Linked DNA regions of Homo sapiens: region 2 is linked to region 1. A link is a loop called in an ENCODE intact Hi-C map of the cell type or tissue named here. Cell type or tissue: PC-9. All regions are shown on one strand. Each heading gives the region's core, and the rest is flanking DNA. Links, peaks and the distances in the headings are about the cores only.

Region 1 (16,374 bases), core at 5,317-13,316:
GTGATGGCTAGCAATAGAAGTTCCATAAATTTTTTGTTGTTTCTGACAACCACAAGGACAAGGTAAATTAACAATACCTCAGAAGATGAATCTGACACACAGATAATACTCTATGGAGAGTATTTGCATAGTGTGGTGCTTCTTTAAACAATGAGGAAGAGCCCTTTTCTGCACAGAGGTGTCCTTGTCATTTGTTTGTTTGCAGCTGTAGGAAGGCAGGGGGCTTTGCATGGTGACAATGGGTTGGCAGAGGGGTCCTGCCTGGCTCACTTCGCTCCACACAGAGGATGCCTCAGTGCAGGGATGACTGTGGCTGGCTCCATATGAGCTGCCCGTGGGCAGCGGGTAATGGGTATCACTGCCCTTTCATCTTTCCAATCTGATAATGAAATAATACACACAGAGAAGGAAAATGTGGAAACAAAAGATGCAGTTGTACTTTGCCCAACTGCTGAATCGTCTGATTTCCATCCAGAACAAATGCCATTCTGTTTTCACAGGTGAAAATCATGAATAACGTCTGGGTACTCTTTGGATGGAAAAGGGAGAAAAGTGTTGAAATATTAGCGTTGAAGAAACAGGATATAAACTGAGTGTATCAAGGATATTTCATCAAAATAAATCCTAGAGAAAATGCTTCCCCTTTATCTAAGTCAGGGAAGAGAAATACTAATTATCAGACCTCAACTTAAGCTAGGAGAAACGTGAGAATCTCAGATATGCACCGTTGGAAGTTGGCATTAAAATGTGGTTAGTGAATATAGATCTATCTTATTGTAAGGCCCAGAAGTTCCTGGTTACTAGTCATCCTGGCAAGTATCCACAAACTGCTCACATCCAGCATCCAGATGTCCACTAAACACTCGATTTTGTGTGTGTGTATATTGTACTGTAGATTAACAGCAGGACCCTCTAGCGCCTGCACCCAAGGTTTCTATTAAAAACAAAAGCTGCTGATTTATTCTCCTCTACCACCATTTCTCTGAGTCTTTAATGCCAGACCCACCCCAAAATTGCAAGATCATAATAAAACTAACTACAGTTCTCTTCTCCATTTGTGTTGCAGTTCTCACATCCACCCGTTGTATTTTAGAATCATGGGTGTCTCAGTCTATTACCCAGAGTGATCATAGTTGCAAGAATGGCACTGGGGAGATATCATTCAGATTTTGCTTTTCTGTCCATAAGCCACAGAAGCCGTGGGAAGTTGCCAAGAAGACATGCATAGCTAAGCCTTGCTGTTCTTTTTTTAAATTTTGTATTCTTCTGTTATTTTTTAGAGATGGGAGTCTTGTTCTTTCTCCCAGGCTGATGTGCAGTGGTGTCACCCTAGCTCACTGCAGCTTCAACCTCGGGCTCAAGCCATCCTCCTGCCTCAGCCTCCCCAGTGGCTGGAACTACACGTGTGCAGCACCACACCTGGCTAATTTTTTAATTTTTTGTAGAGACAGAGTCTCAACTAGGTTGCCCATGCTGGTCTTGAACTCCTGGGCTCAAGCAATCCACCTGCCTAGGCCTCCCAAAGTTCTGGGATTACAGGTGTGAGCCACTGTACCTGACCCCAGGGCTCGCTGTTCGAAATATACACCTGGCTGTTGGTCACAGGACTCACCAGAGAATGGCAGGTGGTGGCCAACTGGAGGAAGAAGGCCTCAGCTGATGCTGTCACCAGGGATGGGTTTATGTAAGGATGGGAGATAAGATAGAAGCCAGGTGTGCCCGATGGAGCTCCCTGTCTTCCTTCCCACCCTTAGTCCTCAACCCAGCATGGACATTAAAGACAGGAAACTAGAAGGAGAGCAGAAAATGGGAAAAAGGCAACTGCACTGTGGCTTGTAAAAAGGACTCTGTAAGCAAATTTAGAAGCGTAGAGCTTCCAAAGTGAGAGTTTATTAATTTTCCTTTGGAGTACCGTGAAGCAGGAATGGTAGAGAAAACCTAAATTCTGTGGATGATTTATTTGTTAATTTAATATTTTGTTCCTGGAATTTTTAATAAAAGTACCTAGCAACTAGAATGTTCTCTTCAACTGAAATCAGAATTTTGACTGGGTTTGAGTTGAAAGTTTCACAAGTGAAAGAAATGGGGCTAAAGTGTCTGAATGTCATGATTAAATTAACCATGTCCTTTAATGAGTGCTAGGAATGAGTCATTCCAAATACATTTGCATGTGGAAAACTTCATTGTATTTTCAAATGCCCTGTGGCAAATTGGGCATTAATTAGGATGAAGTAAAACTTCATCACGGCAATGTTGATTTTTCTTTTCACAATAGAACGTAATCTGAAGCAAAGTGAATACCTTGGCTAGCCAGACACCCCACTGTTCCTGGCAATTAACATATTACGTAAAGCTACATTTGCAGGTTCATTTTCTGGACCTCGGCATTTCAATTTAGGGTTTAAGGGTCTGAAAACGGGAATGAAAAATACATCATCAATACCTCTAGCTCTAACTTTCTTTTATCTTTGTTGTTATCTCCAAATCCAATAGCATTGCAAAGAATATGAATAAATCTGATCTCCCTCGCAGAACAGTGCACTTGGTGAACATTTCAGCAAATATTTGTTCATGATGTTAAAATGAAATCATGACCGTCTTTTAAAAATTAATGCTGTTCAACTATGTTGCATACACTTGAGGACATAAATGCGGAAAGCCAGATCTTAGCACTACCTAGCTACATATATCTATGGAGCAGGTGCTATAGGATAAATAATTCGAAGGAAATCTCAGTAAACTGTTTTTCTGGATGACATGATCTTTTCTTCTTATATGATGTGTACTTAGAGTTAGAAAGTTTTGGTCCTGCAAGGGATCTGAGACACCAACTAGCTCAACCTCTGGCCTTACAGATGAGATACCTGTGACTCAACGAGGTTATATGTGGACCAGTTTTTGGCAGAAGCTGAACTAGAACTAGCATTCCCAGACTCCTGGTTAAATAAAAATTTTAGGCAGGGTGCAGTGGCTCACACCTGTAATCCTAGCACTTTGGGAGACTGAGATGAAAGGATCGCTTAAGCTTAGGAGTTTGAGACCAGCCTGGGCAACAAAGTGAGACCTCGTCTACTACAAATTAAAACAATTAGCTGGGCATGATGGTACACACCTGTAGTCCCAGCTACTCAGGAGGCTGAGGTGGGAGGATCGCTTGAGCCTGGGAGATCGAGGCTGCAGTGAGCCATAATCTTACCACTGCACTCCAGCCTGGGCAATAGAGACCCTGTCTGACTGAATGAATGAATGAATGAATGACCAACCAACCAATCTTACCACTGGTGTCAACTCTGGAGTGCGCCACACGTGATCTTTGCTCCTTTCATTTGGTAGAGTTTCAGGGCAAGCTGCTTTTTCTATTTTCTCAGTGGTAATCAGTAGTGTGAGGTTACAGGGAAGGTTAAATTAGGTTACCACATGACAGTTACTTGATACAGAGCAGCAGGCACCTGTTATGTTGGGTCCTTTATTTCTTCCCTCATCCTTTCATTAGGAAGAGAATATTTCTATAGGGTCAATCACAGATGCAGAAGAGGAGAGAGCTGCATTGAGCCAATGACACCAGAATGTCTTCGTGACAGAGAGACCCCTTCGAAGAAGAGAAGAATAGAAAGGACAAGTGGGGTTCAGGTGGCCTGATTATACAGACCACCCCCTTCATGCATGACCCCAAAGGGCTTACCATTTGGGTTTGCGGGTTTGGGGTTGCCTAATGATTTGGGGAAGTCTTTACAAGGTTGTGATGGAAACAGAGGGAGATTGGTGTCATGGATCTCCATGGAGCAAGGAGGAAAATCCAGTCTTACAGACCCTTGAGTCCTGCTCACGTGGCTCAGAGAATATTCCCACCATCCCCTGCTTCCTCCTCAGTTAGGCATAGCTCTCCACTCAGCAGCTTAGGGTAGCAGCTTCAAACACCAAGCTGTAGGCCATGCATGACTGAGAAAAGTTTTCACCGGAGGCAAAATGAGAACACTAACTCCAACATAAAGAATTTTTCACTAGATCAAACCTGAAATTGTGTTTGCTTCCCCCTTTTTTGGTATTAAAGTATCTTTCCTTTCTTATGGTAAAAAAATGATACCACAGAGAGTAAGATTTCTTTAATGCCTCTTACTTTGCAAAATAAAATCAACATCCTTGTATTGTAACCCCTCATAAATTTGGGGGAAATATTTCTTTAGAAATTTTCATCTATGAAATATAAAATAATGGGAACTATGATTATGGAAATAAGCTCCAGAGAGTTTAGCTTTCTCCATGGTTCTTACTAATATGAATATGTGAGCATCCTAGCAGCTTAGCCAGGAGGAACCATTAGAATTGGTGTTGGTCAGCGGTGGTTTGCTTGTAAGGCACCGTTATCCCAAACTAGTGCAAGAACAAAAACTGAATTAATTGAAGGAATTCATTGGAAGGACCCCACAGTGTACTGGAAACAGAAAGTGGGAAGCCCAGGAGACCCCAGATGGCTGCTGTCTTATCTTTTGTGCTCTCTGAAGATCGTGGGGGTCTCACATCTCTGTTTTTTAATACAGATTCGCTTTATTTTTTTTCTCTGCACTTTTTTCTGTTTCACTTTTCCTGCCCACGTTAACCACAGCTTCAAGTTGAAAACTAAGTTGTTTCAAGTTCTCTGTAGACATTGACTAATAGATCCTCTGTCCCAGATCTAAATTTACAATTGAGAGTTTAATTGGACCAGCTAAGTTCAGGTAACTACTTCTTGACCCAATCAGGAAAGACATTTCCAGGGGCGAGAATTTGATTGATCCAGCTAAGATCAGGTGACTACTGTTCAGTCCAATCAGGAAAGACCAGGCTGGGAGTGGGTAGCCCTGTACTTTATTGCCCAGTTCAGAGCAACCCTCGCACCTCCCTCACCTACACTCTTCCTCCTCCCCTGATGCCCCTTTAAACTCAGCAGTTACTGCCCCAGACTCCTTCTGCACCCAGGGTGATGTGCCTCTTCATTCTTCCTGTCCATCTATTGCATATATATTATCTTTTGCCCCCATATAGACCTTACATGCTTGACGAGCTCAAGAACTTTTATCTCTGGTCCACTTTTACCCATGGTGCCTAGCACTGTTCCAAAATGCTATTTTGACTTTTTTTTTTTCCAGCATATCAGATCACAGGGTATCTGGCACAAGTGTCAGCAATTTCCATTGTCTTTTCTCTGAACTAAATGATGTCTCAGCAGCAAGCTGGCATCAGAGGGGAGGGTACTGCGTGTGAGGAGACTGCTAATATGTAGTGATCGTTTTCAGTGAGAACGTGAATAACAACAAAAAGAGGAGTTTACATTTGGAGCTAAATAGCTATGTTTAGGAAGTGAGGGGAGAAAAAATATATAGCCCTGCATCTCTGATTTTTCTACTTACCTACCACTACGATGACCCTGAACAAGAAACAGAGATTTGATTTTGATTTTCTTCAAGGATTATTACCTTCTGCAATGGAAAATGACAACTCATCAAATGTATGGTTTCTGCCGTGAGCTATAAAGATGACCAAAAGGCAGAGGTTATAAATGTAGCCATGTTGCTTAAAGTAATATTATTTCTTGGCTATCTTGCTAAACTGAATCTACCTTCTTTAAAAAAAAATGTCAGGAATGAGGACATCATACCTTGATATTCTGCTGAGCACAGTAAGGAGGAAGCTACTTCACTGAGGACCACGTGAATTTGTCTAAATCTTGGTGAACTGGGCAGTGATTTAGGGATAATTTTCCTGGTCAAATACTTGTAATGTGTGTCAAAGCCAGATCCCCATAACAGAAGCAGACTTTGTAAAAAATAAATCTAGGAATGCACCACTTTGGGGACTTGTACAGAAAAATTAACCAAAGGAGACAATTTCACTGTTAATGCATGTCCTTTCTGGTCATGATATTGGCATATCTTTGCTGAGTTTCCTGTAGAACACCCAGTCATCTCCTTGAAGCCACATCCCTTAAGAAACACAGGGCGGAAGGTACTGACCTTATCCCTGCTTTCCTCTATGGGAAGGTCCTGAGAGGCATGTAGGAAGGTGTGATTGTCTGGATAATGCAATTGGTTCTGTTGAGAGGGGTCGTCTTGTACTTTTAGCAAGAAGCTGCTCATCCCATTCTCAAAGGGTACTGCTAGAGTATCAGGCACACCTTGGGCATCCCTGAAACAAATCTGTAGCCCAAAACTCAAGGCAGGACTGGCTAAAGAATTGTCAGGGTACCTTGTTCAAAAATCATTAATAAGGCCGGGCATGGTAGCTCGCACCTTGGAATCCCAGCACTTTGGGAGGCTGAGGCAGGTGCATCACCTGAAGTCAGGAGTTTGAGACCACCCTAGCCAACGTGGCAAAACCCCATCTCTACTAAAAATACAAAAATTAGCTGGGCATGATGGTACATGCCTGTAATCCCAGCTACTTGGGAGGTTGAGGCAGGAGAATTGCTTGAACCCAGGAGGCAGAGGTTGAAGTGAGCCAAGATGGCACCACTGCACTCCAGTCTGAGCAACAAGAATGAAACGCCATCTCAGAAAAAATAAAATAAAATAAAAATCTCCCTTGCAATGTGAGTTTACTGATTGTGGAAACAGTCTTGGTATGAGACTCTGAAGGACCAGTTGTGTTCAATTTACTCTGGTATTAGTAGCTCATCCATCTAGGGTGCGTAGAAGAGTATACAGTCCCATCTGTTGTGAAAGCACTGTTAGAATTTGTCGGGCAAAAGGAATTGTTTTGCTGTCACTTTCTTATAATGTGGCTTGTCCTCAACTCCCTGTTCAAAATGCACCACATAAGTCAAACAATAAAAATCTTAATGGAGACCAGGTGCAGCGGGTCACGCCTATAATCCTAGCACTTTGGGAGGCCGAGGCAGGCGGATCACCTGAGGTCAGGAGTTCAAGAGTACTCAAAGTACTCAAAGCCTGGCCATCATGGTGAAACCCCATCTCTGCTAAAAAACACAAAAACTAGCCAGGCATGTTGGGGCACACCTGTAGTCCCAGTTATTCAGGAGGCTGAGGCACAAGAATTGCTTGAAAACCGGAGGTGGAGGTTGTAGTGAGCCGATCTCACACCACTGCACTCTGGCAATAAATAAATAAATAAATAAATAAATAAATAAATAAATACAATGGAACACTTAAGGGCAATGTTATTTTCCGGTAATTTTCACAACTGATACTTTGACCCACTGGGTCTTTAGTTTTCCCTATCTAACCCTTGTGATGGACTGTTACCCCTTGCCATATTATTTTTCCAGATTAATAGAAATGGCATTGGACATATTTTCCACACGATTAATAATAGTCTATTTTCCCACTTTCTTTAAAATGCCTTTTGCAGACAAGGAGCCCCAAACTGTCTCACAGTCCTCAACCACCCAGTCTGGGTGACCCGGTCGAGCATTTATCAGAGACGTCCGCTGATTCTTTGGAAGCCATGTCTGAGGGGGATGCTCCAACCCCTTTTTCCAGAGGCAGCCGGACTCGTGCGAGCCTTCCTGTGGTGAGGTCAACCAACCAGACGAAAGAAAGATCTCTGGGTAAGCTTTAGAAGGCAGTTTCTGATGCCCCTTTCTTACTGAATGCGTTTGTTGTTATACTACTGAACCTATACTCTTTCATTCAACATTAATTTGATCTTGATTTGCAAATACTCTAGTACTGGGAAACTTCATTGGTTTAATATCAAGCATTGAGGATTTGCCTGCTGGGTAATCAGGTCAAGTGCAAGCTGATTTTGAGGCTGGGCACTTTCAGAAGTGGTTGGGATTAGCAATTCAAGCCAAGAGGCTAGTAGTATTTTACCTATGTTCCTGCTACTATACAGCAGGAGTCCCCAGTCCCCAGGCCATGGACCAGTACCAGTCTGTGGCCTGTTAGGAAACAGACCACACAGCAAGAGGTGAGCAGAGGATGAGCAAGCATTACCGCCTGAGCTCCGCCTCCTGTCAGATCAGCTGTGGCATCCGCTTCTCATAGGAGCTGAACCCTATTATGAACTGCATGAGTGAGGGATCTAGGTTGCATGCTCCTTATGAGAATCTAACTAATGCCTGATGATCCGAGATGGAGCAGTTTCATTCCGAAACCATCTGCCATCCATGGAAAAACTGTCTTTCATGAAACCAGTCCCTGGTGCCAAAAAAAATTAGGGACCAGTGCTCTATAGGAAATTGTGAGGAACTGACCGTAGAATGATCCTCTTCTCACCTTGCAACCCTCCTCTCCAGTCCCAGAGGCCAGGACAGTTGGCATTTGTACCCAGTGGTGTGGGTTTCCACCAGCCCTGCTGCACCTGTCTGGTAGTCCAGTGGAGGAGATGACAAAAAGGGACAATGTGGCTAACATCTGCATGACTGTTCATAAGAACCATAAACACGAGGCTGTTCCCACTACCACGTGAAAGGATAGAGGGGCTTGGTGTGTGTAGGGCACAGCTTTTCTGAAAGGCAGAAGGATTCTTTTTATGATTTTACCACGTATCATTTCCTTTTTTTTTTTTTTGTATTGGAAGTTTACTTTCTATCTTGCTTTGCTTTTTTAATTGCTTTTTTTGGCGCTTTAACAAAATGGACAAGTCGTGAGGATTTAGACCTCTCTGTCAAGGGGGCAGATGTTTCTTATGCTTCATTGCCATGTTAAGGTTCTGATTTGGGTACTTGTGTTTGCAAACAGATGGGCTTGGGGATAAGAGGGGACAGGAAAAGAGTCAACATGCAAAAGCCTTCAGAGTCTAGCACGTGCAAAAGACAGCTGAACTCTGCCATGTAAAACTGAGCAAATGCCTTGCTGGGAGAAGAAAGAAAAAGATTGATGTGAGAGAAGGTACCCTGATTTTAGTTCCTTTGCTGCAGATAATGACCCAAGCAGACTGAATTCAGACATTGTCCTAGCTGTCCTAAAAAAAAACCCTACAACTTTGTTATTATTTGTATTATCAATATTAATATTTAACATTAAATTTTGTGTCAAATTAAATTTTGATCAAATTAAGATCAAATTAAAATTTGATCTTAGGTTAGTAATCTAGGATCCTCATTGTATAAATGAGAGAAGACCACAGAAAATGTGCTTTTTGTTTATGTGTGTGTTTGCTTGTTTGAGCTCACACACTTAATTAAGTGGCAGCAGTGGGAAGTCCAGGGCTCCAGTTCCCATTAACATGATCTTACAAATGAAGGGACAAGGACACACAGGGGAGGGACACACCCAAGGAGCATCATGGGCCAAGACAGTGTCAAGATGACACAGGCTTCCACACCGTCACCAGGCTGGGGCTTTCTGTGTGGATTCAAGAAATTTGTGGTTTTTCTTTTCTTTTTTTTTTTTTTTTTTCTTGAGACAGAGTTTTGCTCTGTCACCCAGGCTGGAGTGCAATGGCATGATCATGATTCACTACAGCCTCGACTTCCCACGTTCAAGGGATCCTCCCATCTCAGCCTTCAGAGTAGATGGGACTACAGGCACGCACCCAGGCGCCTGGCTAATTTTTTATTTTTTGTAGAGATGGGGTCTCACTATGTTGCCCAGGCTGGTCTGGAATTCCTGGACTCAAGTAATCCTCCCACCTTAACCTCACAAAATGCTGGGATTATAGGCATGAGCCAGCATGTCTGGCCTGAAACTTGTGCTTTCTTAACTCCACTCACACTTAGGAGCCAGGCAAGGAATGGGATTTCTCCTTTGTGCTTGGAGGAAATGAGCTCAGGTCTCTGTAAAGATAACCTCAGCTCTGCAAACCAAAACGAAGATAAGAATAAATGCCTGTCCGCCTTCCCCCATACCTGGGGGAACTTTGACTCTGTCGGATAATGGATCTTTTGTCTTAAAGGAAGGAATTTCCTCTGCAGCCAAGAACGGTTGGCAGTGCAGGTTGAGACTTGCTGGGTTCAGGAACCAAGCCTTGGGGCAGAGAGGCTGCAGGAGCTGGGGCCGGCTTGCCCAAGGAATGGCTGAGGGTGGCGGGTGTTTTCGCACGGGGTGGCCACGCTTCTGCAAATTGCTCCATTTTACTCAGCATCCTTTGCTGTAGAGTGCCGGTGTGCTGTCACAGCAGGCTGAAAAATGCATCTGACCTGTTTATTCTGCCCTCCCTGTGAGGGGCTTTTTGGCCTGCCATTTTTCACTACTCCTGGATAGAAACAAAGGAACACAGTAAGAGGAGAGGAGAGAAATGAGAAGTTTCTTGCCAAAGCCAAGGGAAGCTCTGGTTCCAGAAAATGAGGCTGGCACTGGGCCAGCTGGGTTGATGTTGCCCTTGACCGCCTCTTTGTGGCCGATTGGGGAATGTCCCCCCAGCCGCACCTGGCCCTTATGGCGTAATCCAGTTGAGCCTGGACGGGAAATAAAAAGGAAAATGTGACTCACAGCAAGTGCAAATGCAGTCTCCCTCCCAGGGGCCTTGCTCAGCTTAGTCTTTGGGAAACTCCCCGCCTGCCTGGCCTTATTTAACACACAGACGCACGGGTTCCTGGGATAAACAGTGCTCCCCAGAGAGCCCCGGCCATGAGCAGGGTGTCTACCAGCACCTGGGTGGCCCAGAAGCACAGCTGCAACTCCATGGGGCCTCAGATATGCCGACTGGATACTTTGAGCTGTAACCCCCCTGGAAACCCGCTGTTGATGCCATCTGGAAGCCCTGGGTGTCTTTTGGCATCTGTATGTTGTCACTTTATCTCAATCCATAGAGTTTTAAGTTCTCTCATGAAGCCCTGTTGATCTTGCCTTTATTTAAAATTTTGATGGTTTATCATGAATTTTTTTTATCATTTTATTTTTTAGGAGCAATTTTTTAGGTTTGTAACAAGATCGAGCAGAAAGTACAGACAGTTCCCATACACCCTTGGCCTCCACGCATGAACAGCCTCCCCCATGATCAGCATACCCTACTAGAGTGGTACGTTTGTTACGATCAATGAAATGAGACCGACACATTGATATCACCCAGAGTCCATAGTTTACACTGGGGTTCACTCTTGCTGTTGTACATTCCATGGATTTGGACAAAGAGGCTGTCAAGGGCAACATCAACCCAGCTGGCTCAGTGTCGCCCAGGCTGGAGTGCAGTGGAACGATCTCGGCTCACCGCAATCTCTGTCTCCCGGGTTCACGCCATTCTCCTGCCTCAGCCTCCTGAGTAGCTGGGACGCAGGTGCCTGCCACCATGCCTGGCTAATTTTTTAGTATTTTTAGTAGAGACCAGGTTTCACCATGTTAGCCAGGATGGTCTCGATCTCCTGACCTCGTGATCCGCCTGCCTTGGCCTCCTAAAGTGCTGGGATTACTGGCGTGAGCCACCACACCCACCTGCTTTTTAAAAGTATTGCACAAAGACATTATTTATCATGATCACTGAGCTTTTGGGAGACCCTTAAATTTTGCACTGGAGGTATGCGTCTTGTTGACCTCACCCCAGTGCTGGCCCCTCATGTAACCCCAGGAGCATCAGACACTGTTACTGCCAGCCCCCAGCCACGGGGCCTGGAGTAAGGAGAGTGAGGAAAGCCCAGTTCCCGGCCTGTACACTGGCACGTGGTGCCACAGTTTGTCACTGGAGTCCTTCCCCAGCTCAGGCAGCACAGAAAGGGGAGGGCTAGGCAACTTGAGGGTGGAGCCAGGACAAGATGGAATCCTCACACCACTCCGGCTCCTGAGAGGAGAGGAAGCCTTCCCTCACTTCAGTCTGCCTGTGCCTGGAGATAAACCTGCCTGCCTCTTAGTTTCTCCACTTGAATAAGTCCTCATTTCTATTGCTTCAGTGTATTTGGGGGCTGGGAGAAATGCAGGAAGGCTGAGCATGGTGCATTTCGCAAATGGTGTTAAAAGACATGCAAGAGAAAGTGTGGGGAACAGTAGCTGTGTTTTGGACCCGTCTTAGACATCACTGGTGTCTGTGTAATGGTCTCCCTCGGGTGCTGTCCTGGGATGCAAGGTGTCTACTTCTCATTTGGGAGAAGCATTTTGACATTCAGACAGAGCCAAGTGACAGCAACACACAAGTCCTTTCTGAGGCTTAGAGCCTAGAAATTTACAAAGAAGAAAGGTAAAGAAAGAAATTGATGGGTTCAGCAGCACTGACTTATCCCAACGCCAGGTTCCAACAACCTATCGTGTCTAAATCTGTACTTCCACAGAGTGATGGGTTCCCTGCCCTTTCCTCTCATCCAGAGCCCAGCTGAAATTCTTTTCAGTGGAATTTATGCCACTTCTCCTTTACTCTCTCTTCAGTGAAAATAGAGAAGACCAGGAGAAAGGAAGACTAAAAAGTAAAGTGAAAACCGCCTTCCAATAGAATTTGGTTGCAGAAATAATTTCCATGAAAAATGGTCGGGCTGATATTAGGTCTGGAGTCTTAATGATGGAGTAGTTTCCTTTTAATCATGGTGCTGTCTTAGAAATGCCTGTCTGGAATGTGACCATGGGCGGGGGTTGGTGTCTGGCCACTGCGTAGTCGGCCTTCGGGGAAAGGGTAGCCACAAGATGTTCCCACTCTTCTGTGAGCCCTCAGGAATTTGAAAATAAGACTCATGTGAAAACAGGAACAACAGCAGCAACTTCTTGATGCAGACAGATTCCTTTGTTGACCATATTCTGAATGCATAGCTTTAGAAAAGAGACCTCACTGACCAGCCCGGCAGCCAGAGGAGTTCCCATTTCTGCAACAAACTGCCTCTGAAACACTCAGACTGAAAAAGCAAAAATGATCTTAAGTGGCATAGGAGGATTTTAGACTGGTTAGAGGGAGAAGTTCCTCAGGGGGACGAATTATTGAATATCTGTGTGGCTGTTCTTTTATTCCAACATGATTAACTTTGATGCTTATCATTCCCTATGGGAATTTAAGGAAAAGAAGGCTCATAATTGCCAGAATCTTCCATCCTGTGTACATGCAAGGCTGAGTAGGAAATCAGGGCAAAGGAATTGATGAATTGTCTGTCTCTAAAGATGAAAACAAAGAGGGGGCAACAACTGTAAGACTAATGTGAGACTGTCTGAATGTGAACAGTTATTTCTTGAATATTCAAAAATAAATCTATTTTATTTATTTATTTATTTATTTATTTAGAGACAGGGTCTTTCTCTGTTGCCCAGGCTGGAGTACAGTGGCACAAACATAGCTCACTGCAGCCTTGAAGTCCCTGACTCAAGCAATCCTCCCACCTCATCCTCCTGAGTAGCTGGGACTACAAGTGCACACCACCATGCCCAGCTAATTTTTCTGTTTTTATTTTTTTTTAGAAATGGGGTCTTGCTGTGTTTTCTGCTGGTCTCAAACACCTGGCCTCAAGTGATCCTCCCACATTGGCCTCTTAAAATGCTGGGATTACAGGCATGGGCCACTGCACCTGGCCCAAAAGATAAAAGAATTTTAAACAAATGAAAAGAAGTATTGCTCTGTAGAGTAAGTGAAACATTTATGAAATTTGTTTTTTCTAAGACCTTGTAGTTATTGAAAAGTAATACTGTAAAAACAAAAATTCGCAGAAGGGAGTTTCATAGCAGGTCAATAAGTTCATGGTCAGGCTCTTAGGCTGCTAGCATAGAAAATGTCAGAGCAGGCAGACACACAACAAAAAAAGAGAATTTTAGACCAATATCCCTGATGAACATTGATGCAAAAATTCTCAGTAAAATTCTGGCAAACTGAATCCAGCAGCACATCAAAAGGCTTATCCACCAAAATCAAGTTGGCTTCATCCCTGGGATGCAAGGCTGGTTCAACTTACGCAAATCAATAAACATAATCCATCATATAAACAGAACCAAAGACAAAAACCACATGATTATCTCAATAGATGCAGAAAAGGCCTTCGACAAGATTAAACAGCCTTCATGCTAAAAACTTTCAATAAACTAGGTATTGATGGGACATATCTCAAAATAATAAGAGCTACTTATGACAAACCCACAGCCAATATCATACTGAATGGGCAAAAACTGGAAGCATTCCCTTTGAAAACTGGTAGAAGACAGGGATGCCCTTTCTCACTACTCCTATTCAACATAGTGTTGGAAGTTCTGGCCAGGGCAATCAGGCAAGAGAAAGAAATAAAGGGTATTCAATTAGGAAAAGAGGAAGTCAAATTCTCCCTGTTTGCAGGTGACATGACTGTATATTTAAAAACCCCCGTTGTCTCAGCCCAAAATCTCCTTAAGCTGATAAGCAACTTCAGCAAAGTCTCAGGATACAAAATCAATGTGCAAAAATCACAAGCATTCCTATACACCAATAACAGACAAACAGAGAGCCAAATCATGAGTGAACTCCCATTCACAATTGCTTCAAAGAGAATAAAATACCTAGGAATCCAACTTACAAGGGATGTGAAGGACCTCTTCAAGGAGAACTACAAACCACTTCTCAACGAAATAAAAGAGGACACAAACAAATGGAAGAACATTCCATGCTCATGGATAGGAAGAGTCAATATTGTGAAAATGGCCATACTGCCCAAGGTAATTTATAGATTCAATGCCATCCCCATCAAGCTACCAATGACTTTCTTCACAGAATTGGAAAAGACTACTTTAAAGTTCATATGGAACCAAAAAAGAGGCTGTATAGCCAAGACAATCCTAAGCCAAAAGAACAAAGCTGGAGGCATCACACTACCTGACTTCAAACTATACTACAAGGCTACAGTAACCAAAACAGCATGGTACTGGTACCAAAACAGAGATACAGACCAATGGAACAGAACAGAGCCCTCAGAAATAATACCACACATCTACAACTGTCTGATCTTTGACAAACCTGACAAAAACAAGCAATGGGGAAAGGATTCCCTATTTATTTAATAAATGGTGCCGGGAAAACTGGCTAGCCATATGTGGAAAGCTGAAACTGGATCCCTTCCTTACAGCTTATACAAAAATTAATTCAAGATGAATTAAAGGCTTAAATGTTAGACCTAAAACCGCAAAAACCCTAGAAGAAAACCTAGGCAATACCATTCAGGACAGAGGCATGGGCAAAGACTTCATGACTAAAACACCAAAAGCAATGGCAACAAAAGCCAAAATTGACAAATGGGATCTAATTAAACTAAAGAGCTTCTGTACAGCAAAAGAAACTACCATCAGAGTGAACAGGCAACCTACAGAATGGGAGAAAATTTTTACAATCTACCCACCTGACAAAGGGCTAATATCCAGAATCTACAAAGAACTTAAACAAATTTACAAGAAAAAATCAAACTCTTCAACAAGCGGGCGAAGGATATGAACAGACACTTCTCAAAAGAAGACATTTATGCATCCAACAGACACATGAAAAAATGCTCATCATCACTGGTCATCAGAGAAATGCAAATCAATCCACAATGAGATACCATCTCACACCAGTTAGAATGGCGATCATTAAAAAGTCAGGAAACGACATGTGCTGGAGAGGATGTGGAGAAATAGGAACACTTTTACACTGTTGGTGGGACTGTAAACTAGTTCAACCATTGTGGAAGACAGTGTGGTGATTCCTCAAGGATCTAGAACTAGAAATAGCATTTGACCCAACCATCCCATTACTGGGCATATATCCAAAGGATTATAAATCATGCTGCTATAAACACACACACGTACGTTTATTGCAGCACTATTCACAATAGCAAAGACTTGGAACCAGCCCAAACGTCCATCAATGATAGACTGGATTAAGAAAATGTGGCACATATACACCATGTAATACTATGTAGCCATAAAAAAGGATGAGTTCATGTCCTTTGTAGGGACATGGATGAAGCTGGAAACCATCATTCTCAGCAAACTATCGCAAGGACAGAAAACCAAACACCACATGTTCTCACTCATAGGTGGGAATTGAACAATGAGAACACTTGGACACAGGGTGGGGAATATCACACACTGGGGCCTGTGGTGGGGTGGGGGAATGGGGGAGGGATAGCATTAGGAGATATACCTAATGTAAATGATGAGTTAATGGGTGTAGCACACCAACATGGCACATGTATACATATGTAACAAACCTGCACGTTGTGTACATGTACCCTAGAACTTAAAGTATAATAAAAAAAAAAAAGAAAGAAAGAAAATACAACAACAACCACAACAACAAAATGTCAGAGCATTCTCTCTAGCATCAGAACCAGCGCCCTGGCCTAAGTAGCTGGGAGTGGGTGGTTAGGGTGTCTGGCTGGAATCACCCATACCAGTCTCTTCCTAGTGCACCTGCTGCTACCACTGAGGCTGGAAAGCAGATTCTTTCTGGAATATCCAATGTGCTGGGTTCTGGAAGGTGAGAAGCAAGGCAGTTGTGGAGACTTGGGTTTTTTGTTTTGTTTTGTTTTGTTTTTTTTCAGCATTATTTGCCAAGCTCCCAGGGCACGGCCACCAGCTTGATCGGGTTGAGACTGCT
Region 2 (16,374 bases), core at 3,198-11,197, 390 kb before region 1:
TTAAGTCGTAGGATACTTTACACTCTTAAAATGTTTGAGGATACCAAGGAGAGCTTTTGTTTATGTGGGTTCTCTCTATCAATATTTACCATAATGGAAATTTAAACTGTGAATATTTAAAAGTGTTTTTTTATTTTTATTTTTTTTTAAAAAGCAGCGTGGATCCTTCTCATTCAGAACTTTCAACAAATTATCTGTAGGCTGTCCAGCACTCCCTTGCCATCTGTCGCAGGGGCTAGAAGCCTGAGAACTCCGTTTTCTAGAATCCTCTGCCAGGAGGGCTCCAGATTAGTTTCTGCCAATGAGAAGCATTCTCACAAAGTTTGGAAGACAGGCAGAAGCCAGATTGTTGCTCCGCGAGCAGGCGTCTGGGCTTTAGCAGATGTGGAATTTTTTTAGCACTTTAAGGCGTTCCTATAATGACTGGTTTCAGAGATTCATAAAACTATAATTATAACCAATAGTTTCCTGGGGTCTCTGAAATTTCCTGACCCTCTTAAAGCTAGTAGCAAATTTACATTTTTTCTCCTCCCACCCTTTCAACATTTCTTTAATCATTGAATTCTATGATTTATATCTCTTTCTGCTTAGAATAACTGGAGAGTTTATATATTTCTGAACCATCTTACTTTGTGGTTGGAGCATCAGAGAAAGACCAAACAAACAAATAAATATGCAAAATGCATACAAACCATGTGAAGTACAAGAGAAATAAAATTAGCATCATAATATAGGCCTCATTGTTAGGTTTTAAGATGTATTAAAACACACCCTAAGTATATGAGAACTATACAGTGTCAGCCTATTTACTTACATTAATAATTATGTATCTGTTTTTGATTTTCTAAGAAAACATGTAGTTTGTTTTTCAAGTTTCAAGGCACCATAAAATAAAATCAGAAAATGATATTGGGAAAATGACATTGACTTTTAAGAAATTAACACCAGTGTTCCTTGTCACAATGATTTGTGAATGTGCTATAAAATTTTACAGACTCTTACCATATGGAAATGTTTTACACAGAAATTCTTGGCAACATGATTTAGAATCTCATTACGTAATACCTTGATATAAAACACCGATTTGCTGATGTGATTAATTAAAAGCACAATTTTCATTAATTTTTATTTTAATTTCTGAACATTTTTCTATTTCATTGACTCTTCTGGAAAACTCAGCATAATCTAAGTTATATGAAGCATAACTTCCAACAGTTGGAACAGAAACTTCAGATTGCAACAACAAAACATATTGTACCTCAGCTTTGCAGAAATAAGCAACATTTACCATTGAGGAGGAGGAGAAATGTCTTTTCCTCACTCATCCTAGGTACATGGAGGAGGCTTCTATAACAGAAGACAGATGAATAAAAGAAAAAAGCACACAAATGTATTTAATGTAAGTTTTATGTGACGCAGGATACTTCATAAAGAAATGGAGACCCCAACATGTGTAAAACTATGTATTTTTTTATGTTAGCTTTGATAAAGAAGTGGATAGTCATGGAGAAGTATGAGGGACAAAGGGGTATGATCTAATGTTGATAAACTTGGGGAACTTAGCAAGGCCTGTGTGTTCAGATTCTCCTTGGCCTCTCTGTAACATTCCTTCCCTCTGAATATAGAGCAGGTCACCTGTCACATGAGAGTCTTTAAGATGGAGGATCAGAGAGACTTTTTGCTTCTGTGGTTTTCTTAAGTCCTTCGGATTAAAATACTCGATATTCCAAGGTGCCATATTTTGGGGTATCAGTTCCTGTACCCCCATTACTTTTAATTAGGGATTTTTATTTAGGAAGACTATGTGGTATCATAGAAAGACATTTGATGTCAGAACTACCTTCAAATAACTGTAAGTTACTTAACAGAGTAGTTTACATCCCCTTAGTTCTACAGACCTGAGAAGATAAGAGTTTAGGTTTATGGGAGGCTAATTCTACTGCACACACTAGTGACTGCACATTGCTTCATCTTTTTGAGCCTCTTTTCTAGTCAGAAAAAAAGAGGTGACCATTCTTACCTGCTAAGACTTTAGCAAGGATTAAACCAAGAAATGAATGGCAAGTGCCTTGGTCAGATCTAGCACAAAGTACACACCAAAGAACAGTACTATTCTCACATGTCCCACTTAAAGGACATGGCTACAAGCTTTGGGAGAGAGTTGATCCTGTGTCCCCTTTTTTATGGTATCATATTTGATGAAGCTTATGAATGCTAAGGAGTTGGGTGTGTTGCAAAAGTATCTTCATTGGGATTAATTCATTGATTATAAGCAAGGCAGAGAGAGGAGGAGAACTATTTGATTAAATGTATTCTCTTCTAACCTCAAAGGTAAATCATGCAACATATATCCCAACCAAGCAAGGGCTAGAAAAAGCTGCACACACGTTAAGGGATTGGACTTTCAAGTTTCATCTTTCTATTTGTCAGTTCTGCTTAAATCTTTCCCTTTTCTACTTCTTTTCATGAAGGCCTCAAAAATCATTTTTGTCTCTTTTCAGCAAAATAGTATCCTTCACCATTAAATTATTGATGTTAATAATCTTTTTTTAATGAGGTGGATTTTTATTCATGCTCAATCAAAAGAATCCACACCCTTCTCCTAATTCAGTTTCTGTGGGTGCTCCTCCACTCTTCTAATGATTAGTCATATCTTTGGGTGCTGGGAGAGAAAAAGATTTTCTAAAATATATTTTAGGAAAGCATGCACTTTGTTTTTTTCTGATTTTTTTCAAAGTAGGCATATCTGTTTAAAGTACCACTAGCTTTGCAAAAACATTAAATTACTATAGGAAGAGCAAAGAGTCATGAGCAAATAAAAATGTAAGGAACTGTGCTTTAATATTTTTAAATTGCTGCACTATGACATCTCTACAAAGGGTCCTAGTTAAAAAATAACTTGACTTACTGTCTTAGGGGTTGGCAGCCAGAGAGGGAGGAAAGGGCTATAGATTAAGAAAGTGGGTTATAAGAGTATAGAATTTTAGAGGTAGAAAGAACGTTGGAGAACAACCTAATATCCCAAATCCTTCATTTTATGAGCGAGGGAATTGCAGGCAAGTGAGATAAAGTGACAATAGAACTTGGAACCTACCCTTTGAAAATAAAGAGTTACAAGTGACTTTGTCTACACATGCAAAGCCAAGTGTGAAATGGTGCCTTTCTGCTTAAATGACATTTAGAGCCAGGATTGTCAAATTCTGCATCCATGTTGATTGGGTCATCAAACTAGTCGGGTATTTTCCTAATCTCTGCTAAAAGCCATGCTTTGCAAACCCAGTCTGTGGGTCTACAGCAAAATGCAGCTCAGGCCCTGCTCCCATGCAGCCACTTGAACAGCTTTTAGCATTGTACACTCGATTGTTCAGTTTTGTGCTGAGACACCATTTTCTTGCCATCCTGTTTCCATTGACTTCTCAGTTCTTTTTTCACGTAGCCCATCATGTACTGGCTAAGCACTCAGATATGCATAGCCCTGAGTTAAGTGGTTAGTGGGAACACGAAAGTACAAGCCAAGGTCCTGAAGGAGCTTATTCTCTAATTAAGAAATAAATGGATGCATGAAGAAGTGAGATCATAGATCCTGTATCTGCAAGTGTAATATATTCAGTGCTGTGGTTCAGAAAAGGGAGTAATCTCTATACACCGCCCTGGATTTGAACTGGACTGTAAAATGGGGTAGGTTCTAGATATATGTTCATATGTTCAGATATCTACATAGATTCTATATCTAGATATTCATATATCTAGAACGTATCTATCCGCATTTCACGTATATGATATATCAGTATATCACAACCATGACGTACGATATAATTACATGAAGCAGACAGGGAATGGCATTCTAGGGAAGGCGATAACATGCACACATACTTTAAGTTGGTAATAAACACCCCATATCCCAGTGTCAGATAGGAAAATAATCTGTTGGGGGCAGGGGGATTCATGATAGGAAGTAGCTGGTTGGGTGTGTTTTAGGAGAACTTGACTACTAGGCTGAGTACATTATCCCATTAAATATAGCAAGGCTGCTCATTACAAGCCTATGAGTAAGTCAACTTTTCATGGTGGAGAGTAGAGAACATAAATTGTCTTGCAATCCATTAATATTATGACATGATTACCTGGTTGCCCCCCAAAACGCATCATTTTATGGGCTCTCTTCTGGTAAAATTACTTTTCTGACTCTGTAACACCATAAAAGAATACTCCCCAAACCACAAAACTGAGACAACTAGAGTGCTTTGGATTTTGCTACCCATGTAGATTTATAAGTTTTCTTTTTATTGATAATTCATTGTGGAAATTACTTTGGCAAATATGTATTCAGAAGTCCATTCAAAAAGGAAAAACTCACTAAGTGAAGAATCTAAAAAGTTAATACAGCTCACAGAGCAGCCAAGAAATAGAAATAGAAATGGTGAGGCTTGAACTTCTAGCAAAGATATCAGTGTTTCACGTGATGGATCCAGAAGGAGATGCAATCCTTGCCTACCCCATTGCCATCTTTTCAAAGTCAAGAATGAGACCCAAGAGTAACAGGAGAGGGATGGAGGCTGACAAAGGCAAAGCAGCAGAAAGGAATCATTTAGAATATGCTCATGTCCTGATTTGAGGTTGAAGACCCCCCAGGATAAGAAGTGTTCTGCATGAGATATGTTTATTTGGCAAACAAGAAAGGCCAGAACAGGGCCATCATTTCTTTTTTTTTTTTTTTTTTGGAAGCCCTCGTGATGGGATAAGAAGGAACGCATCCCAGCCAAAGGTCTAGAAGGAAGCTTCAAGGTCAGGCCCTGATTTGACACAGGGCCCCTAACACTGTCAAAGTGGCATGCCTGTTGGCCCCTACAAATGCACGAGGAGAGTTTCTGTGTTGTGACAGAGTCACACTATTTATCCTCCTTCACTGAGCTTGCAACTCTAGGAGGGACACAAATGGAGTGTGAGGGTGGCAGGAGGAAGAAAGGCCACCCTTAACCAGCCAGATAAACTGAACCAACACTGCGGGACAATGGAATAAGTGATACCACCGCCAGTTTTACTTTCTTTTTCTTTGCTTATATGTCATTTAAGAGCCACTTGCAGTCACTTGTCCCCATGAACAAAGGTACTCTGATAGCTTCCTTTTTTTTTTTTTTTTTTTTGAGATGGAGTCTTACTCTGTTGCCCAGGCTTGAATGCAGTGGTGAGATCTCGGCTCACTGCAACTTCTGCCTCCCGGATTCAAGCAATTCTCCTGCCTCAGCCTCCCAAGTAGCTGGGATTACAGGCACCAGCCACCACACCCGGCTAATTTTTGTATTTTTAGTAGAGATGGGGTTTCACCATGTTGGCCAGGATGGTCTTGAACTCCTGACCTCAAGTGATCCACCTGCCTCGCCCTCCCAAAGTGCTAGGACTACAGGCGTGAGCCACTGCGCCCAGCCTGATAGCTTCCTTTTTATCCCCACTGGTGTAAGTTGACTAAACAGCAAGTCTTGAGGACTTTCATGGTCTTCTCTCCTCTCTTGTTCTAGGCTATTGCTTAGTCCCCTCATCCTAATCAGGAATAGTCAATACCTTCAGAAGCTCCATGGAAGATATCCAGGAGATTATCCAACTCTTTCAGATTTCCCAGAGTCCAAGAGTTTGGCTCTCCATAGCCCAGCTTTTTTTTTTTTTTTTTTTTGAGACAGAGTCTCATTCTGTTGCCTAGACTGGAGTGCAGTGGCATGATCTCAGCTCACTGCAACCTTCGCCTCCTGGGTTCAAGTGATTCTCCTACCTTAGCCTCCCAAGTAGCTGAAATTACAAGTGCATGCTACCACACCCAGCTAATTTTTGTGTTTTCATCAAAAATACATTTGGATTTTTAGCAGAAAACGGGGTTTCACCATTTTGGCCAGGCTGGTCTTGAACTCCAGACCTCAAGTTATCCACCCACCTCAGCCTCCCAAAGTGCTGGGATTACAGGCATGAGCAACCGCACCCAGTCTGTAGTCCACCTTTTGTAAGAGATGTGAATTGGGATGAGTCTTCCCGGTGTGCCTAAGTCTCAGCTCAGGCTCCTAAACATTCAAGAGAACAGAGAAACTGTCCTGAGGTTACAGGCCTTCGCATTTCTCCTGATGCAGTGGATGGGATAGCAAGTACCAAGGCTTAGCGACTACTCTAGCTTGTGAGCAGATCTGGGGATCCCTAGAGGGAAAGAGGAGAATGTGAATGATTTAGAGTCGTCTTTGGTCTAACCTGGTCATGACTGTGCTGTGTTCCTGACCTGGCTTAGAAAAACCCTCCCATTGACAAGCCTTTCTTGGTTTCTACACCATAAGTTGATGACTATTGAAGCTGAACATGACCTCAATGGTCTTTTAGTTGGCATATTACACTTGGGTTGGGGTGTGGATATGTGGGAGTTTGAGGGATGGGGATTAGGTAGCTGAGGACCAGGGACATCTGATGTAGTGGAAATCTCCTTTGTGCTGATTTTAGGTCTCAGGACAGTCCCACAGCCCAACACCACCTTATCCATGGGACTATCGTGATCGTTGGGTTCTCCGGATGGAGTCCTAACATCGCCCTTTTAAGCAGTTGCCCTTTCTTTCTACTACCCAGGTCAAGCTTTGGAGAAATGGGACAGAAAGTCAAGGAGAGTTTTAACTTTAAACTCAGCAGCCTTTTTTGAAGGTGTCGCTGTGGAAGCCAAGATCATGTCTGGGATTGACCCTAAGGTTGATGGAAGGTTTCTGAGCATAGTTCAGCATCATCCCACCAGGGGGCAGTAGGAAGCTGTGTGCACAAACCATTTCATCTTGACCAAAGTCAAATCCGAACCATACAACTTTTCTGTCCTTGAACCGGAGCTTCATTAAAACCCTTGGGCAACATTTCAAACTTTAAAACTGTAGAAACTTTTAGTGAATATGGAAGCATTGTTAAGCGTAGGTTGGATTTTCTCTTCATAACCAATACAGGATTCAATTTTGCTGGGAGCATGTCATCATTTATTTTCTTGTCTGAAATGGCTGTTTTTCACTGGTTTCAAGATCTGAAATATGAATGCATTATTTACAATTATGTAATACCCTTACCCTGAGCTGTAAAATAAAAATTAAAAAAACTTGCTTTTCCGTGTCTTTTAAAGTGTTGCCTCCAATCCATGTTATTAAAATTTAAAAGAGCCCAAGAGCAGCATTGGTAATAGCAGAGAACAGATTCACACTCAGATTCATTTTTGTTTAGCACTTGCCGTGTGCCAAGCATTGCCCTGGGAACTAGGAGTACAGGGGTGGCTCTGTTCCTCGGGGAGATCATGGTCTCCTGGAAGATCCTACAAAATAACAGAAGACCAAGTCCCCTGTGCTCTGGAGTAATTAGAATGCTGCTCTTAGCTTTTAGGCAAAAAGCTAATCAAATTGGTAAATGGGAAAAAGAAACACAATAGAATCCTTTCTGGAAAAACCACTGCTTAGGAAACCTGACATGTTCATAATTGCAGGATTTGGGGTAAAAACCCCTCAAAGCAAATTTCCTACTTTATCAATTCCATTACAGCCAATTATGGCCTGTGTGTGTGTGTGTGTGTGTGTGTGTGTGTGAGTGTGTGTGTTGTGTCTATATATAACGAAATTAGGGCAAATGGCTTCCTCATTATTAAGAGAGCATTTTTCCTTCCTACTTGAGTTTTCATTATTTCCTAAGTAATATTTTCTCAGTGCAATTTTGCAAATGTAAGATACCCGGGAATAGATACAGGTTGAAGCGGCAATCCAGGGACTGTCTCATAAAAGCATTGAGAAGTTTGGAAGCACATTAAGTTTTTAGATTGAAACAGCAATAAAATAATGTCACTGTGTTATGAACCAGGTGCTGCCTGCCTGCCTGATGTGTCTTGATTCTAATTAGTTAAACAGTAAAAATGGAGCCCTTATTTTTTTGGCAAGGTTAAGCGTATGGCTGAACATGCTCAGCACAGGACAGTGATTTGCAAACTCTGAATCCTGGTCCCCAGTCTATTCTTGACTTTGGGAAAGTCACTTCGCCTCTTGTTTCTTATTTCTCTTGAGTAAAATGGAAGCCATGAAACAGTCCATCTCACTGGGGTACCGTGATGAATGTCACAGATGATGGAAATATGCTTTGCAAATTCAAACTGGGGTTGAAATGTTGGTGCTAGCCCATAGCAAAGAGGTATGTGTCTGGTTTCATAGAGAAGCAACTCCCCTGCCTCCCTTTTTTGCCCACTTCTAGCCTCTGCATATGCCTAGAAGCACCAAGATCATTATTCAGCCATTTTTGCCCTTAAACAAACCAAATGCAGTCATTTCAAAGATATTCAGAAAGCATCTTGCCTTTATGCTCTTCAGGAAGCAGGAACCATGAAAATCAAGTTATTGTAGTTGTGCTTATGCGCCTTCTTGCCTCGGATTGACAGGGAAGGTATTGCATTTGGGGACCATAACCGCAAAATGGATTTATGATATAGGAAGGAGACAATTTCTCCATGTGGAAAGGGGAGCACTGGGCCGGTAATTCCTTGTGGTGAGTTTTTCTTCCCTAGACAGCAAACACAACGGCAGAAACTGTTATTTTCTTTTTTACTGTGTATCCAACACCTGTCACAGTGCCTGGTACACCGTAGCCCTACAGTAAATGTTCGCTGAAAGAATGTTGAGAAAAAAAATCCACTGTTTCACTTGAAACTGCTAATTGTCATACCAAAGTACTTGAAAACTGCATTTTCCATGAAGATCCTAAGTCATAAAACAACCATGAAATAATTGGAACTAATACTAATCCATTCATGTCTAAATTTATGTACAAAATTATAAAATTTTAATATATTTTAAAAGGCTTTTTTAAAAATGAACTTTAACTTTGATCTTTATTGTTTTTAGTAGATTTTTCTATAAGCCTGAATTCCCACAGTTCAAAAGAATGAAGAGAGATGCTAGTTTACCCTTGTATTGCGGAAACTCCAACAATACTTAACTAGCTCACAGGGGAAAATGGGATTTCAGTCACATGGTTTTTATTCTTATTTACTCCTGAGCATCCCAGTATTTTAAAATGTAAAGGCATAAAGAGGAGATACAAATGCCTTCAAAACTCACTGTTACTTCTTAGAAGCCCAGGATGACTTGAGAATTGAAAAACAGCACAGCTTCATGGTCTAACCTGTTTCGAAGGTGATTCCCAAGTCTCTTCTATGAATGCTTTGTACTGGGATTTCAACTGTTTGTGCTTTTAGTGTTTCTTAAGGAAGAAGCAGCCACATTTCATGATTCCTACCAACTTGCAGGAAGTTCTACTGTGAAAGAAGGATAAAAGAACTTAGTATTATTTTCAGGAGAAGGGTTACATTTTCCCACATTATCACATGTCCCCCCAAAAAGTATCATTGAAGGGAAAATTGAGGACTTCTTAAAAGAAAATAGAGTTTAAGGCCACTATGAAAAGAAATGCTTTAATTTTTTAATTGCTTGGGTCCATGTTCAATAAAGAGCTTCGCTAATCATTTTTCCTAATTACTTTGGCTAACTCACATTTGATGGGAAAAATATATATTGTGGAAACTGCAGTGAAATGTAAGTTGTTCTCCCATGTAATTAGTTTGTTCTGGGAGCTTATTTTTATTACAAAAATAATTTGTGGTAGGTAGCTATAGGAAGACGCTCAGGCTGGAAGGTTTCAGGATAATATTTTCTATGTGAAACCTTCTCTACCATGAGAAGTCATTTTATTCCTTGGAATTCAAACATATACTTTACATCTAATTCTAGATAGAGAGATGTAACAGACCTGGGCCTTTCACTGTCTGGCAGCATTTTGGTGGCCTTCTATCCATGGAGGGAATTAAAGGCTTCAGGCATCAGGGCCCTGTATATTCTTTCAGAGAACCTATCTCTGGGGCCCTGTTTCCCTTTCTTACTTGTGTCTCCCTCTCAGTGCCAGTTCAGTTATATGGGAGGTGTAGGGAATGGTGGAGGTTGGAAGAAGGGCACAGCCATGCCTATACCTGGAGTGATTTCTCCAGGGAACATTGACTGGTTTTGTTCATGGCTCCCTGAAGCCAGGAGGTATGGAGAAGGGGGCTTTCTTTTTTTTTTTCCCCCCAAAACTAATCTAACTGCCTGTTCTCTGAATCCCATTTATACCAACTCCCCAGGAATGTCCTCTCAACTATTTTCAATTTTACCCTCCGTTTGGCTCTTTCTCCTTTGCTTTCAAACATTAGTAAATTCACTTATATTTTTAAAAAGAAGAAAAAGAAAAAAAAAGACTTAACCTTAGCAAAGTCTTCAAACAAATATCCTTTACCTGGTGCCTTTATTTCTTTGTGTTCTCCTTCCTGACTTTTATGTACTTTGCAGTCTGGCCCCATCCTAAAATATCTTTATTGTTAAGATTTTAACTCAATAAAAATCAAACCTCAATGCAGAAAAGGACCCCAAGAGGTTGTCTGGTCTGCATCCAAATCTTCAGGCATCAGTGGCCATGCACTTGCCCCAAGAGAACAAATTTCCAGGACCCTGTTTCTCGTTCCTGCCTCTCTCTTGCTCTCAATGCTAATTCAAATACATGGGAGGCCAATGGAGAGCAAGCATTGCCCGACCTGGGGTGATTCCCCAATCTGCAGACAAGGCACAGGGGCCAACAGCCAGAGGACACTGTGTACTTCGATAAATCTTTTGGTGTTTTCTCATGCTCACCAATCTTTCTACCATGTTTGATACAGTTAAAAAGGCCAGTTCAATTTCCATGACACTATATTCTGAATTTCATTCTGAACAACAGGGGAGAATTAGTTGGGGAAACTGGGCACTTACAAAAGGTCTTACTGATTCTCTGGCTCAACAGAGAATTCTCATAAGCAGAGGGCCTTTGCATTGCATTGAAAATACTTTGATTCTGTGAGCAAAAACACAAGCATGGTTCGTATTGAGCATGGTTACTGATTTAAAAGCAATTCAAAGCTGAGTGTACACTCCAGATTTAATGTTTGGCTATGGTTTTTATTTAGAAATATTTCAAGACAGAAAGAAGGCATTGTAAAAGTTACAGCACAACAGATGGTATATTTGGATATATATTCAAATATGCAGACTAGATCTCTATCATTGGGATCGCTTTATATTAATATTTCTGAAAATAACTATCACTAAAAATAGCCATATACAGTTTTTTTCTGCTTTTCTTCTGGGCACTGTTACACAATTTATAAGAAAACAACTGCATTGCCTTTTAAAATCAGAATACAAATAAAGCGGTTTGCATGGTTGTATGTATATTTGGTGTTGCTGTTGGTTGCTTTGTTTAGTCTGTTGGTTGATTTGAATTAGGAAGATTCAAAAGAACAGGGTGAAACCTGTGTGTTTGCCCCAGGGAGGGTGCCTCATTGCAAGAATCAGGACCTGGGATAGGAGACAGAGAACTCACTGACTCTTGAGTAGCTGGAGGCAGTGTTGGACCCTGGCAGCACCAAGTAGGCACTGACAATTAAGGAGCAGGAGCAATGTGGCCAGGGAACCACCACTGCCATCTCTTGCCACAAGCCACTCTCACACTGCTGCCACTGCTACTTCTACCCTTCGCGTCATCTTGAGTCCTTCCCTCAGGGTTTAGAGTAGAGCCCACATCACCTACCTGGACACTGGTGGCCAGGGATGGTGCAGAGATGGGGAAGGCGGAGGGAAACGTCTGAGAAGGGTCTTACCCTTTCCACTTAGATTAAGGGATGAGGGGGTAGATTCGCTGACATGGCAGAGAATTTCCCAATAATGCGAAGGAGTTTTGAATGGTGGACTCTCCCGCAATATTCAGTATAGAAGGGGAAATGTATTAGAACACTCTGACTAATAAAAATATCATGTGCCCTCTATTGATTTATTAAGATTACTATAGTGATCCCTCCCAAGTGATTCCAGCATTTTGGGAGGCCAAGGCGAGAGGATCGCTTGAGCCCAGGAATTTGAGACCAGACTAGACAACATAGCAAGGCCCTGTCTCTACTAAAAATTAAAAAAAATAATAATAACTGGGGATGTTGGCACAAGTCTGTAGTCCCAGCTACTCAGGAGGCTGAGTGGGAGGATCACTTGAGCCCAGGAGTTTGAGCTTACAGTGAGCTGTGATTGCACCACTGCAGTCCAGCCTGGGTGATAGAGTAAGACCCTATCTAACAAACAAGCAAATGATTACAGTAAACCTCATAAAAGTGTTGGAAGCATGGTTCATATATTATCATAATTTCTAGCATTGTATACTTTTAAAATCCAACTCAGTAAAAGTATACCTTTATATAACTAGCGATATGGTTTGGTTGTGTCCCCACCCAAATCTCATCTTGAATTATAGTTCTCATAATCCCCACGTGTCGTAGGAGGAAGCAGTGGGAGGTAATTGAATCATGGGGGGCAGTTACCCTCATGCTGTTCTAGTAATAGTGAGTGATTTATCACAAGATCTGATGTTTTTATAAGGGGTTTTTCCCCATTTTGCTCGGCACTTCTCCTTGCTGCCACCATGTGAAGAAGGACAGGTTTGCTTCGCCTTCTGCCATAATTGTAAGTTTCCTGAGGCTTCTCCAGCCCTGCGGAAACGTGAGTCAATTAAACCTCTTTCCTTTATAAATTACCCAGTCTCTCGTATGTCCTTATAGCAGTATGAGAACAGACTAATGCAATTAACATCGGGCATTGAGTAACACAATGTGTATCTTGTAGGTCTGATGTCATTTCTGTGCCATGCAGTATCCTGGGGCACAAGTGGTGATCTGAACAGTCATGGAAATCCAACTGGCTTTTCAACTGTACCAAACACGCTGGAAAGATTGATGAGCATGAGAAAACACTGTCAGATTTATTCAAGTACACAGCTTCCTCTGGCTGTTGGATGCCGTGCCTTGTCTACAAATTGGGGCTTCACCCCAGGTCGAGCACTGCTCGCCCTCCGTGGGCCTCCTGTGTGTTCAAATGGGCACTGAGGGCAAGTGAGAGGCAGGAAAAAGAAACAGCATTCTGGAAATTGGTTATGTGGGGGAAAATGTGTGGACTCTGATGGCCTGAACTTTTGAATGAAGACCAGATAATCTCTTGGAGTTCTTTAGTACATTGAGGTTTGATTTTGTTGAATTAAAACCTTAACAATAAAGATATTGCAGAATAGGGCCAGACTGCAAAGTAAACACACACACACACACACACACACACAGCTGCTTTAATCGCCAATGTGAGTATATTTTAATTGAAATGTTGCTCTACTTATAATTTAACTAATATGGCTCATCTTACATAATATAATCACTGTCTTTATGTAATAATTGGAGTTACTTATGTACTATTTTCCTGACCCCATTCATTCATACATCTGCCATGCTTCATATGCAAATGTCTGTCACAGAGCAGCCATTCGGTGAGTTCTTATTACATGAATGATCAAACTGAACTATGCGACAAATATTATTTCTGGTGTGAGAAACACAAAATGAGTAAGGCACAGGTCCTCCTCCAAAGAGTTCAGATTCTAGTGGATAAGATAGAAAGTAAACAAGTATTTAAGTGACATAAGATATGCTATAATAAGAGATACATGAAAATATTCTTAGCATTTATTGAGCCTTTACTGTATACCAGGGAGGTTACTATATGGTTCACAGATAGTTATTTTATTAAGACAACTAAATGGCATGTGTGTATTTTTATTACCATCATTATCATTTCCATTTTATAGATGAGGAAACAGTCTTTGAGAGGTTAACTGATATAGAAAGTGGTGATTTGAATAGGAAGATTCAAAAGAATAGTATGAAGGCGGTGTTTGCACCAGAGAAAGTTCTTGATTGTAAGAAACAGAAGTTTGCCTGAGCGAGGGGAATGTCTAAACTCAAACCCTGAGCATCTCATCTGGAGGGCACACTCTTAGCCACTACTTCATGCCATACTTAAACAAGGAGGAGTTTGCTATGGTTTTCACAGAAGAAAGAGTGCTGCTCTGGTATCTTGCAGGCTGTGTAGGTGATTTTTTTTTCAGGCAGATACTGGATATTCCAGACAGAGGGTGTCACACACAGCAAAGCTGGGGTCATGAGAGAACATAGTTGAATAAGCAACTGCCAGTAGTTCAGCCGTGAGTTGGGCATTGGATCCCTATGGGGTCTGTGATAGTAGATGAGGCTGGGAAAAGAAACCAAGAGGCAGGCAGCTGATGCCGACTGTGGTAAACAATCTCACGGGGCTCTCAGGGCTGTGGATATTATTCTCAGGAAGGTGAAGAGCCACGGAAGGAGGGGAGATGAGCAGATTTGTGGCAATTGCCCTCAATCTCTTACCGCCTAATTCTCCTTACAGCTGGTAACTAGCAACTTCTAGTCAGGGCCACAGTCACTTGTGGTTCTTTCCAATTCATTCTTAGTCTCCTCTCTCCACAGAGCTCAGGCATAGGTTGTCCAGGGCTGGGCCTGGGTCAGCTCCAAGTCTTAGGTCACACACTTTACTCAGATTGCCCCCACCTCTAACCACGGAGGCACTTTTAGAACATTCCAGAGAACTTGCCTCTCTCCTTCTTTACAAAAATTGCTCCTGCTGTTCCAGGCCTCCTCAGATGCCCAGTGGGTCCACCAGAGGCTCTGGCGGGGACCTCTGCTCCATCCGACTTCAGATGTTACCTTGCTTCACATTAAACCAGCAATCACTGGCAATTAAATGTATTATTTAATAAGGACAAAATTAACCCAAACCCCTCTCTTTTATATCCTTCAAATGCTATTTTTTAAATTTTATTTTGGTAGTTTTGGGGGTACAGGTGGTTTTTGGTTCCATGGATAAGTTTGTTAGTGGTGATTTCTGAGATTTTGGTGCACCTGTCACTCAAGCAGTGAACACTGTACCCAGTGTGTAGTCTTTCATCCCTCACCCCCCTCACACCCTTCCCCTTGAGTCCCCAAAGTTCATTATATCATTCTTATGCCTTCGCATTCTCATTGTTTAGCTCCGAAGTTATAAGTGAGAGCATATGCTACTTGATTTTCCATTCCTGAGTTACTTCACTTGGAATAATGGTGTCCAACTACATCCAGATTGCTGCAAATGCCATTATTTTGTTCTTATTTATGGCTGATTAGTATTCCATGGTGTATATATTCCACATTTTCTTAATCCATTCACTAGGTGATGGGCACTTCTGGTGGTTCCACATCTCTACAATTGTGAATTGTGCTGCTATAAACATGTGCATGCAAGTGTTTTTTTGTTTTTTGTTTTTTGTTTTTTCATTTTTGGTAGATACCTAGTAGTAGGATTGCTGGATTGATTGGTAGATCTACCTTTAGTTCTTTAGGGAACCTACACACCGTTTTCCATAGTAGTTGTACTAGTTTACATTCCCACTAGCAGCATAAAAGTGTCCCCTTTATACGACATCCACGCCAACATCTATTATTTTTTGATTTTTTAATTATAGCTTAGCCATTCTTGCAGGAGTAAGGTGGTATCTCATTGTGGTTTTAATTTGCATTTCACTGATAATTAGTGATGTTGAGCTTTTTTTTATGTTTTTTGGCCATTTGTCTACCTTCTTTTGAGAATTGTCTGTTCATGTCCTTCAAATAGTATTTCTTTAACTCTGAATATCATCAACTGTTTCACATTTGATGAAAATGCACCTTACTTTCTTGCATTTCTATCTATTGTATGCAGCCAAGTTGAATTTCTCAAATGAGAAAATCTGACTGGTTGCCAGGGCACCAGTGGAAGAAAGTCTTTTGCAAAAAGGGGTGGGTTTCACAACTGCTTTTCTCACAAATACTGCGCTATCACAGGATAACTCTGATGATTTAATGTGTCACTTTGAATCACAGAATGTTTCTATAATTCTACTACTGTAGTAATTTGCAGTAGTCAAACAGGAAAATTGTGTTCATTCAGACTCAGTGGGTTTCATATTCCTATTGTTTCCAAAGTATTTTAATTTTTAAATAATTTGGAGTTTAACTGATTTGAAGTTCATATTTACTAAATAAACCCTCTCTTCCAAAGTCTTACGAACTGGGTAGCAACATCCAAAATATTTCAGAGACCTTTTTTTATTTTATTTTATTTTATTTATTTGCTTTTTGAGTAGGAGTCTCACTCTATTGCCCAGGCTGGAGTGCAATGGCACGATCTCAGCTCACTGCAAACTCGGCTTCCCGGTTCCAAGCGATTCTCCTGCCTCAGCCTCCTGAGTAGCTGGGATTACAGGCACACACCACCACGCCTGGCTAATTTTTGTATTTTAGTAGAGACGGGGTTTCACTATGTTGGTCAGGCTGGTCTCGAAATCCTGAACTCATGATCCACCCACCTCAGCCTCCCAAAGTGCTGGGATTACAGGCATGAACCACAGCACCCGGCCGAG

The links. A loop is a pair of places that touch in the nucleus more often than their neighbours do. Peaks named below come from ENCODE experiments on the same cell type or tissue, not always from the same donor. Only the 100,000 strongest peaks of a DNase experiment are listed, where the experiment ranks them.
Region 2: it touches region 1 in a loop (12-fold over the local background); 8 of 110 quality-filtered maps call a loop at or near these places.

The regions. Positions count from the first base shown.
Region 1 is chr10:24,373,525-24,389,898 of GRCh38, forward strand. KIAA1217 reads left to right here. Exons shown (of 21, transcript NM_019590.5): 3 at 7,345-7,543. Among named protein-coding and RNA genes, the nearest start is that of MIR603, 110 kb to the left of the region's middle. RefSeq lists a silencer at 7,419-7,615 and enhancers at 9,524-10,723, 9,821-9,900, 10,051-10,210. In PC-9, for the core only: CTCF peaks have their summits at 10,257 and 10,474; a DNase peak (open chromatin) is centred at 10,337; H3K27ac peaks cover 450 bases.
Region 2 is chr10:23,987,906-24,004,279 of GRCh38, forward strand. It overlaps a transcript of KIAA1217 not described here. Among named protein-coding and RNA genes, the nearest start is that of KIAA1217, 210 kb to the right of the region's middle. In PC-9, for the core only: CTCF peaks have their summits at 6,771 (motif pointing right) and 6,971; no DNase peak of the experiment used is centred there.